Regions from separate parts of the Homo sapiens genome. Here regions 1 and 3 are each linked to region 2. The links are chromatin contacts, found by Hi-C or POLR2A ChIA-PET in ENCODE. All regions are on one chromosome and are shown on one strand. Each heading gives the region's core, a stretch centred on a gene start or an enhancer-like site at or near the end of the contact. The rest is flanking DNA. Distances are from core to core; before and after follow the strand shown.

Region 1 (3,375 bases), core at 115-2,614, 78 kb after region 2:
AGCTGTGCAGAGCCGCTGGGTCAAGACCCGGCTCCACCGCGCTCAGGAAACGAGTCTGCATCTCTCTCGCCGCTCAAGCGCCGCCTCCTACAACACTCCTCCCTGACTCAGCTCGACAAAACTCGTCCATTTTCCACTATTCAGGGAGTTAAATTAAATTTCTTATCACTTGTTTCAGCCACACTGGCCCATGCCGGGCAGCTCAGGACCATCCAGGCCTCCCTCAGGCCACCTACATTCAAGTTTCCGAGGATGCTCTCAGACCAAGGTGGGCGGTGACCCTCATGCACCCCCTATTTCCGCCCCATAACCATCTATTCAGCAATGAGACAAAAATCCCATCTGAACTCTATTCCATAATATGCAAAGCATATGCCCTAAGTTACAAGCGCTATTCAGTTTTCATACAGGAAACACTGTCTGGGTCCCCATAACAAATAGACACACTCTGGGCCTACCCTGTCTTTTGGTGAGTGCTTGCTGGTTGTCCTAATAAGAGAATCTTCCTCTCGGAATATTAACTGCTATTTTTATTAATGAGGCTCTTCTGAACAGTCTTTCTGCAATAACCATTGTAACACTGTTTAAATAGCTTTTTGTGTTAAGACAGGGCCTTCAATATCACCTAAGTAAACCATTTTGATTTAAAGATAATTAAAAACCTTTCTGATGGAAAATTTTCCCCAATGTCCTGTTTAAAATTTCCACTCTTGGTCAAATGAAGTAAATGAATTGATTTAACCATTAAAAGTATTTATTGAGTATCTGCCATGTTTCAAACATTCAGCTAAACAGAGCAGTCTATCAGAAACACAGTAGGTGCATTCCAGTCTCACCACACAGCTTTGCTGACCCCACAGCCCCCCAGGTGCTTGCTGGCATCCTAGCCTGTGGGCACTGACCTGCTGCCATGGCCAAAAGCCGCGTATCCTCAAGAGAACACGAGAGAGCATTGCGAGGGATGCATTCTTGGGAGAAGGTGAAGAACACCGCGAGGGACGTGCTAGAAGCTGCTGGCCTGTTTTCAACCCACAGCCCCAAGAGCCACTGGCTCGAGACTCCTGGGCTGAGGGGCCACGGGGCCACCCCTCTGCCTTCCCGCACCCTGCGCACTGCACGGCTGTCCACTTTGCAGCCTTGGTTGCACTTTCTCCAGCTACTTGCTGTGGAAACTATAATAAAGTTTAGTCTTGAAGGCACTGGGTAACCTCTGTTTTATGGTTTTTAAAAAATCATTCCTCTTCTTTCTCCTCTCCTCAATTCAAAGACACCTGTTTCATGAAGACCAAGTGAGAAAATTAGTTAAGTGTTAAATAAATGCATGTAGAAACTGTATTAGTCTGTTTTCATGCTGCTGATAAAGACATACCCAAGACTGGACAATTTACAAAAGAAAGAGGTTTAATTGGACTCACAGTTCCACGTGGCTGGGGAGGCCTCCAAACATGGCAGAAGGCCAGGAGGAGCAAATCACGTCATACGTGGATGGCAGCAGGCAAAGAGAGAGCTGTGCATGGAAACTCCCGTTTTTAAAGCCATCAGATCTCGTGAGACCCATTCACTACCATGAGAACAGCATGGGAGAGACCCACCCCTGTGATTCAATCATCTCCCACCAGGTCCTTCCACACACGTGAGGATTATGGGAGCTACAAGATGAGATTTGAGTGGGGACACAGAGCCAAACCATATCCAAGAACAAATACACTAAAAGCCAAAACCAAAGCAACCTCTAAGCCTGACAAGTCAGCTGTCCAGGGGCCACTGCCCCCCCACACCCAGAGAAGCTTCCTGGTGGCAGTGAGATGCCTCCAGGACAGGGGACCAGAAGACAGGAGGGTCTGGCCACGGTGGTGAGGGACCCCCAGCAGGTGTCTGGGCTGCAGACAGACGCCTCAATGTTTTCAACTTGGGGAACAGAGCCACACCGTCAAGAGAGACAGCCTTTCACTCACTGCAGCCAAGCCTCTCCGTACCTTCCCAGTCAGCAGCAGTTGTTTCAAGAGATTTCGAAGAAGAAACAGGTTCGACCTCGATGCCAGCTCTACACAGCAGTGACAGAATAGCCCCAAGGTTTAGTCACCTAAAGCCAGTGAGAGAGGAAGTACAGGCGAGCCCCCAAAGCTCCTGTCCAAATGGACAGAAACCTATTTGTCTTGGTTGCCTCCTGATCCCGGCCTCAAACGGTGCTTTGTAATCTCTGTGTTTTCTTTGGATTCACTGAAGTGGGGGATTGTTACGCATTTGTGAGCTGCACTAAATGCTACCTCTTTCAGTAACAACTCTCCCAGGATTAAAGACGATAAAAAAGCCACTGGCTGGCAAGCCCCCAAGCTGAACACAGACCTAGATGTGTATCACCCTCCCCACAAGTTATTTTTTCCACCGAATTAAATTCCAGATGTTTACAAGCACAGATACCTGTGTTTCTCTGGTCAGAAACGTGATGTGGCCCATTGTGTGGAAGCCCAGAGAGGCGCTCGGAGGCCCCCATATCGTGACGCTAAACGCGGAAATCCAGTGAAATCATCTTTGCGAAAAACTGGCTCACTTTGCTTTTTAAGATGCGGTCGTGAACGGGAGCTAGGGCACCTCCGTTCCCCGCGAACCGAATCCATCTCAGGTCCTTCTAGTCGGCATGGCTGCGTGCCCAAACACACCCAGGGTTAAACTGGGGTTCCGCCGCCTGTCCCGTAATCCCACACGGGGGACTTTACGGAGGGCCCACGCCTGGCCTCCAGTGTCGGTGGAACCAGTCCCACGGCGGCCTCACAGCCCTGCGGCGGGGCCCGCGCCCGGCCTCGGGTCACAAACGCCCGCCCTTCTGCCTGCCCCTCGTCTGGCTCTGCGTTTCTCCTCAGCATGTTGTCACCTGACACGCTGTGGACTCGATTTGATTTGTGCGTCCTCATTCTGTCCTCGCTAGGATGGAGGTTCCACGAGAACAGGGCTTTCCTCTGGCTGCTGACGACGGAGCTCCCGGCACCTGCACGAGTGCGTGGCGCGTGGGAGCAGGTGTGCGCTGAGTGCTCGGTGCAGTTGCTGGCAGCGCGTGCACGTCCGCAGCTGTGAGCGTAGCTCTAGCAGTGTAGACACCTGGGAAAGTCGGGGCCCAATCAGTGAGCTGCTCCTGCCCCTCATCCGCTCCAAATTTTGAGTCTGTGTCACCCACTTTGCAGCTTTTCCATCTACTCTGATAGAATCGTCTCGATAGGACAATGCCTATTCCTGTTCTGAGCCTAAGTTCTATCTCCTGCATGGGTCACAAAGCCGAGCCCCTGGCCACTGAGGCCTCCCCGTTCGCCTCCCAGAGGCCGCCACTTTCTTCAGGGCTATCAGATGAAGGCAGCAACGAAAACACCACCACAAGACCAA
Region 2 (3,488 bases), core at 981-3,480:
CACACCAGGTGCAGGTTAAAATTCTCAAAAGGAAAGATGCAGGATGTAAAATATTTCACAGGCGTCCGCACACCTCCGTACTAAAATGATTTGAAAGCATCACAGTGAATCCCTGCACAGCGTTCTGGTATCTCCCTGTGCCATCCTTCATCTAACCTGCCCCTTCCTTAGCTTCCGCAGGTAGAGGGGTCCCAGGCCGTGGCAATGGCTCCCATGCCCGTTGGCGGGGTGGGGAGGTCACTGGGTGGGAAGACGAGGGCTCCACCTGCTTCTGGGTTCCAGGAGGGCACAGGCCATGTGCAATGCACATCTCAGGTTCTCTGTCTATAAAACAGGAACAAATCCTATCTGCCCTATTTCTGCCCAATATTTACGGAAGAATCAAGATAATAGCATTGCAATACTCTATAAACGCTATGTTAAATTGAATGAGGAACAAGCATGTCACTTCGTACAGATCATTTTAATTTTGGTTGTCACTCTTGCCATTCAAAATTTCAGCAGCAAACTTTCCCAGGCCTGTGTCCTAGTCAGCCCAGGATACTGTAACAAAATACCATGCACTGGGCAGCTTGAACAGCAGACATTCGCTTCCCACAGGTCTGGAGGCTGAGGTCCAAGACCAAGGCACTGACAGGGCTGGTTTCGCCTGAGGCACCTTCTCTGGGGGCCACGGCCACCGTCCTGACTGCACCCACAGGGCTCGGCTTCTCTGTGTGGGCCCAGGAAGAGAGGGAGCCTGTGGGATCTGGTGCCTCTTCTCACAAGGACACTCGCCCCAGCACGAGGCCCCACCCTCACGACCTCATCAAACCCTAATCTCCTCCGCTGAGGGTGAGGCTGCAACCTACGAATTTCAGAGCGACACACACATTCCGTCCATAACACACTTGTCCGTTTAAGGGCATATTTTCCTTCTAGTTCTTCACTAGAAATAGAAAACATAAAAAAAAAAAAAACTGGTAAGAGGATAAAAATCTCGGTCATCCCAGTTGGCCCAAGATTTTCAAAAGAACAATCCTAACTCTGAGAAAATGCTCAGGTTTTGTTTTCCTTCATTCTGTACTTATGGTTCCACACTTAGGCAGACTCGGCTTAAACCCATGTGGCTCTGTGGGGTACCTGCCCCCAGTCCAATCAGTGTGTGGCCCTGGGACAGCCACAGGGTGAACAGCCACACTTTCCAAATGCCGTTTGCTGTCACTCCACAAAGAAGCCACCTGCAGTGCAATTCCACTGACAGATCCATGACAAGACCAGAATAACACATCATTAATGACTTAAGCCAAAGGAAAAGGTATCAATAAAGCAGATATTTTATAAAAAGACAATAATTAACCAAACACCCACGTGCTGGCAGACACTGTTATTTCACAGCAGATTCAATGTGGTGGCAACACAGCTGATTTGGGAGTGAAATAATTGATGCTTTAGGCATACGTGGTGCTGAAAACAGGATTTTCTTCCATTTGAGAGTGGAGCTGCACTGCTGACTAAAAACATCCATTTCTATAATCAGCAACCTGAAGGCTTTCTTAACACAGAAGGGCCAGAGAATATTCCGTCTCCACGGTCGCCCCCGCCTGAGCATCTGCGTTGAGGCTTCCTGTGTTCAGTTGTTGGACATCACTCAGCTGAAGCAGCTGAGAAATCAGCTCCATTACTGCACCCACAGCTTCGCAACTGGACATTTAAAATGAAGCAACATAGGCCGGGTGCGGTGGCTCACACTTGTAATCCCAGCACTTTGGGAGGCCGAGGCAGGTGGATCACTTGAGGCCAGAAGTTCGAGGCCACACTGGCCAACATGGTGAAACCCCGTCTCTACTAAAAATACAAAAATTAGCCGGGTTTGGTGGCACATGCCTGTAGTCCCAGCTACTCGGGAGGCTGAAGCAGGAGAATCTCTTGAACCTGGGAAGCAGAGGCTGCAGTGAGCCGAGATCGCCACTGCACTCCAGCTTGGGCCACAAAGCCCAGGCTGTCTCCAAAATGAAATAAAAGAAAAAAGTAAAATGCTGCCATAGAGATTAATTAAATCTAGGCTAATATCCTCCCAAGTAATAAACATAAAGTTACTTAAACAGCTGAGCCAGGCGCCCGCCAGTGTCGAGGGTGCTGTAGTGAGACAGGTGCACAGTGAGCATCCAGGAAATGTGGAGAGACCGCAAAACGAGGAGGCACAGAGGAGACGCGGGCCCCAGCGGGGGGAGTCAGTGACACGCCATGAAAACACACAACACGGACGTGGAAGGATAGAATATGCCAACACCGGGGAGGTGTCGACTGCGCTGTTAACTGAAGCGTACAACAGATAAAAGGAACTACAAAGCAACATTGTAAGTTCAAAAGGTGGCACAAGCCACTGAGAAAGGTTTCGAGTGTTAGGTTATATTCGCGGCAGATGTGGGGGTCTCTGGTGAGAGGAGGCCGTGGAGACCCTCAGAGCCTGACTTCACAGGACACGAGGCTCAGTGCAGGGGTCCACAGACCACAGTGAAGGCGAGAGCTGGGACTGCCAGCGAGTCCAGGAGCACAGTGGGTCTGGAGATGAGATGAGGCTGCAAATAAGGAAACTGACAAAGCCATCCAGGCTCCATGGCAACGGCACAGCTTCCGGAAACACGTTTCTTTCTGAATGAGAGGCTGCGGGAGGCAACAGGGAGGAAACCGGAGGTGGAGGCCGCCCCACGCGTCTGCCCAGCACCTCCTGGAGGGTGGATCTCCGAGCTGGGGGCCTCATCTGAAAGGGGCTGGAGTCTTTCACAGTTGGCATGGCAATGAAAAAAGGTATGAAAAGGCAGTTAACACATTTCAGGACAAGCAGATCAGAGCCAGCCCTGCAGGCATCTAGGCAGATGAGTAGGTACTTTTGGAATGTGGAGTTTGAGTGCAGGCTGCATGAGATCGCTTGGGAGCAGGCACCTTCAGCCTGCCGTGAAGTTTGACTGCCTAGTAAGCACATGCCTGCACCCTCAGCCTGTCGTGAAGTTTGAGTGTGTGGTAAGCTCGTGCCTGCACCCTCAGCCCGCCGTGAAGTTTGAGTGTGTGGTAAGCTCGTGCCTGCACCCTCAGCCCGCCGTGAAGTTTGAGTGCGTGGTAAGCACATGCCTGCACCCTCAGCCTGTCGTGAAGTTTGAGTGTGTGGTAAGCACATGCCTGCATCCTCAGCCCGCCCTGAAGTTTCAATGCGTGGTAAGCTCGTGCCTGCACCCTCAGCCCGCCGTGAAGTTTGAGTGCGTGGTAAGCACATGCCTGCACCCTCAGCCTGCCGTGAAGTTTGAGTGCCTGGTAAGCACATGCCTGCACCCTCAGCCTGCCGTGAAGTTTGAGTGCCTGGTAAGCACATGCCTGCATCCTCAGCCCGCCCTGAAGTTTCAATGCGTGGTAAGCACATGCCTGCACCCTCAGCCCACCATGAAGTTTGAATACCTGGTACGCACATGCCTGCACCCTCAGCCCCCCATGAAGTTTGAGTGTGCGGTAAG
Region 3 (3,149 bases), core at 647-3,146, 110 kb after region 2:
GAGGAGACAGACCCCGTGCAGGAAGAGAGAAAGGACGCGGGGACGGGCGCAGACGGGGCCTCTCCGGGAGCTGGGGGATCGGGGCGCGGAGCCTTCCGCCCGCACCGCCCGCGCTCACGTGCGCCTGGGCCAGCACCTTCCCGCCGCGGTCCTGCGACTGCCCCGATCATGGTGCAGGCCTTTAATTCTCGCCCACTCCGCCTCTCTGATTGCACTCAGAACACCTTTCCCAAACAGATCGCGGACTTGGAAGACGTCCAGCTCTTGCCCAGAAAGCACCAATCGAATGGGAAAGTGCGCAACTGATTGATAATACATTTTACAAGAATAAAATAAAAGAGGCAAATTGCTGAACTTTCACAGATGTGCCGGGCTTCGGCCAAAGAGCCAAACTTTCTTAAAGACGAGTCCGGGAGGCAAGTGCCCTCCTGCGGGCGTTCCCTGCCGGGGCGCGAGGGACCCGCGGGCCGAGGGTCCAGCGCAGAGGAGCGCGCAGATGGCGCGGTCCTTGCCGGGGAGGGACCTTCGCTCGTCCTCTCGCAGGGGGTCTGGGGAGGGGGTGCAGGTCCTGCCCCTCCTCGGGTGGTCAGCTGTGCGCACCTCGGGGGCCGTGGAGAGTCCTCACCCGCCCATCTCCTGCCTCCTGGCCGCCCCGCCTCGGGGACCAGGGCTTGGGGACCCGAACCTGGGGACTGGGCTCGGGCGGGGCAGACCCCTCGAGGTCCGGAGAGCGGATCCCTCCAAAACGGATGGACTCTAATTGACTTATTAAATGTCGAAGCAATCAGGCAGCTCCCTTTTTAATAGCCCAAGATCTACATTTAGACAAAAACAGAACCGAGTTCCTGGTAAAGGCGTTTCTTCTCATCCTGTCACAAGTGACAGGAACGGAGGGAAACAGACTGGGGGAGGGGCGGGGGGAGGAGAACAGGGGGAAGAGGAGGAGACGGGGAGTGGGGGAAGGTGGGGCAGGAGAGGAGGAGACGGGAGATGGGGAAGGTGGGGAGGGAAGGGGCGCGGGAGACGGGGCGCGGGCGAGGGGGAGACGCGGTGGAGATGCGGGTGGGGGGACCGGGCGGGGGCGGGGGCGGAGTTGAGGGGGAGCGGGAGACGGGGGGAGGCGAGAGCGAGGTGAGGCGGGGGGACTGACGAAGATCCGCATGGGGGTACTAACACTTCAGCGGCTTCTAATTAAAGCCCCGCTCGGAGCCCTTGGGGACCCGCCTGACGTCGGCGGGCGCGGGGATAAGAAGCTCCCCGAGGTCTGAGGCGGGACTCGGAGCCGGCGCACCCCAGGTCGGCCGTGGGTCCAGCGCTCGGAGCGGCCGAGTCCCCGCGTCCCGTGCGCTCCGCCCGCCGGGCATGGAGTAGTGGCGCAGCTCGGGGCGCGGGGACAGACGTGCGCACAGACGGCGACGACTCCGGCGGCTCCAGGTAACCGGCCCGGCCACGACGCGCAGGTGGCTCCCGGGTGGCGCCGGGCAGGTGCGGGAGGGCGCCATGGCCGGGAGGTGGAGGGGCTTCCAGCACGTGGCGCGGCCGGGGCCAGCGCGAGGGTCCGCACCCGGCCTCCTCCGTGGGCTTCGGGGACTCGGCGCTCGCCGGCGACCACCGCGCAAAGGCGACGCTGGAAACTTGAGCGCGGCCGCCGGGCCCGGCGCGCGGCGCCGCCTTCTTGGAGAGCGGTAGGCGCGGGAGCGCGGCCCCTCCGAGGTCCGCCCGCGGCCGGGGAGCTGCCTGGCACCCGCGGCTTCCAAAGGGGAAAGAAAGTTGCGCCCGCGCCAGGCGCAGCGCGCTCGGCGGACGCGGCCTTTCGGGCGAAAGTTAGGAGGGGCCGGGCTGGCGGGCGGGCGGGTTCCGGGGGCTCCTTTCCGCACCAGCGGCGGTCGCTCCCCGTGGGCGGGACCTCGGGCGTGATCGTCGAGGAGACCGCGGCTCCCTCACCTGCCGGCTTGTTCCTCGGGGTCCGCGGAGGTGAGGGGCCGGGTCCAGCGCCAGCGGCTCCTCCCGCCTCCCCTCCCCTCCCCCGCCCCGCGCTCCGTCCCCCTCCCCCGCTGACTTTCTCTCCGGCCCCCCGCGCCCCTTCTCTCGCAGCGAGCCCAGCTCTCGGCGCGTGTCGGAGTCTCCCAGCCCCGCGGCCCCGAGCGCACGATGCGCGGACCCGGGCACCCCCTCCTCCTGGGGCTGCTGCTGGTGCTGGGGGCGGCGGGGCGCGGCCGGGGGGGCGCGGAGCCCCGGGAGCCGGCGGACGGACAGGCGCTGCTGCGGCTGGTGGTGGAACTCGTCCAGGAGCTGCGGAAGCACCACTCGGCGGAGCACAAGGGCCTGCAGCTCCTCGGGCGGGACTGCGCCCTGGGCCGCGCGGAGGCGGCGGGGCTGGGGCCTTCGCCGGAGCAGCGAGTGGGTGAGTGGGGCCGAGCGCGCCCGAGGGCCGGGGCTGCTGGGAAATAGAATTGTCTTTGAGAAACACGTTTCAAAAAGAGACATCAATTTTGACCACTGAACAGCAGGATTCCTTTTTTTTTTTTTTTTTTTTTTAAGAAAAAGAAAATAGCAGCAATAGGTCCGCGCATGAGGCCTGGCGGAGAAGCGCCTGGTCTCCTTCTGGCGCGCGTGAGCTGCGGCGCGGGTCGGTGGTTTCCACACTAAACTGTCAACCGTCACTTTGGAAATGGAAGCATTTCCAGCAAAGCTTTCCCAACTGAAAAGGAAGCATCCAGGCTCCTTCATGGCCCTGCCCAGAGTGGTGGCCCACGGGGAATTTCCCAGGAAAGCATGAAAGCGTCTAATGCTTTTGTGACACAATCAGGTCAAACATGATAAGGTCAGTTTTATCCCGGCTGCGTCAAGTTAGGAGTGAATGAAGACTCACTAGGGGGTCAGCTGTGGATGCGAATGCTCCTCTTCAGAGGGCGTGACTTCACACACAGTCGGGGCTCAGCCAGGAGCCCTGAACGGGGGAGTGAAGATGGAGAGGGCTGTAAATACGCAAAAACAAAGCTGAACTCAAGAAGAACGCCCTTGCAGGGTTCTCCCCACCCACTGTGTGCGGAGAACCCTGGTGGAAGAAGTTTGCTTGGCAGAGTCTTTCCCTGGGATTCTTACCCTACAAACCAGGTTCATGCATATTCCCACTAATTTACACCTCA

The links. Hi-C counts contacts between places; a loop is a spot of excess contacts on that map. ChIA-PET counts read pairs that join two places held with the same protein, here RNA polymerase II (POLR2A). Pooled maps may share reads with other maps.
Region 1: a loop to region 2 is called in a map of chondrocyte, with 4 times the contacts of the local background. The contact joins the promoter of LINC01865 here to the enhancer-like site in region 2. A Hi-C loop is called at or near these places in 2 of 168 maps with a recorded cell type or tissue (chondrocyte and endothelial cell of hepatic sinusoid) and 5 of 50 pooled maps.
Region 3: a loop to region 2 is called in a pooled map, with 5 times the contacts of the local background. The contact joins the promoter of ALKAL2 here to the enhancer-like site in region 2. A Hi-C loop is called at or near these places in 1 of 168 maps with a recorded cell type or tissue (dorsolateral prefrontal cortex) and 4 of 50 pooled maps. POLR2A ChIA-PET finds 5 or more read pairs at or near these places in 1 of 52 experiments (H1).

Annotation. Positions count from the first base shown.
Region 1 is chr2:314,273-317,647 of GRCh38, reverse strand. It overlaps LINC01865 (long intergenic non-protein coding RNA 1865), which reads right to left and starts at 1,364. Exons shown (of 4, transcript NR_146953.1): 1 at 903-1,364. LOC105373346 (a long non-coding RNA gene) reads left to right here and starts at 3,273. Exons shown (of 6, transcript NR_189079.1): 1 at 3,273-3,375. RefSeq lists an enhancer at 2,404-2,973.
Region 2 is chr2:393,278-396,765 of GRCh38, reverse strand. No RefSeq gene overlaps it. Among named protein-coding and RNA genes, the nearest start is that of LINC01865, 79 kb to the right of the region's middle. RefSeq lists an enhancer at 2,428-3,127. Within about 2 kb of position 2,230, at least 7 of the 41 ENCODE cell types and tissues checked have a DNase peak (open chromatin) inside an H3K27ac peak, as active enhancers do; they include dorsolateral prefrontal cortex, where a contact is called at or near this core.
Region 3 is chr2:286,838-289,986 of GRCh38, reverse strand. ALKAL2 (ALK and LTK ligand 2) reads left to right here and starts at 1,896. Exons shown (of 6, transcript NM_001002919.3): 1 at 1,896-1,974; 2 at 2,095-2,404. The coding sequence starts at 2,152. The region is part of intron 1 of LOC101927262 (a long non-coding RNA gene); the gene reads right to left. RefSeq lists a silencer at 2,332-2,381.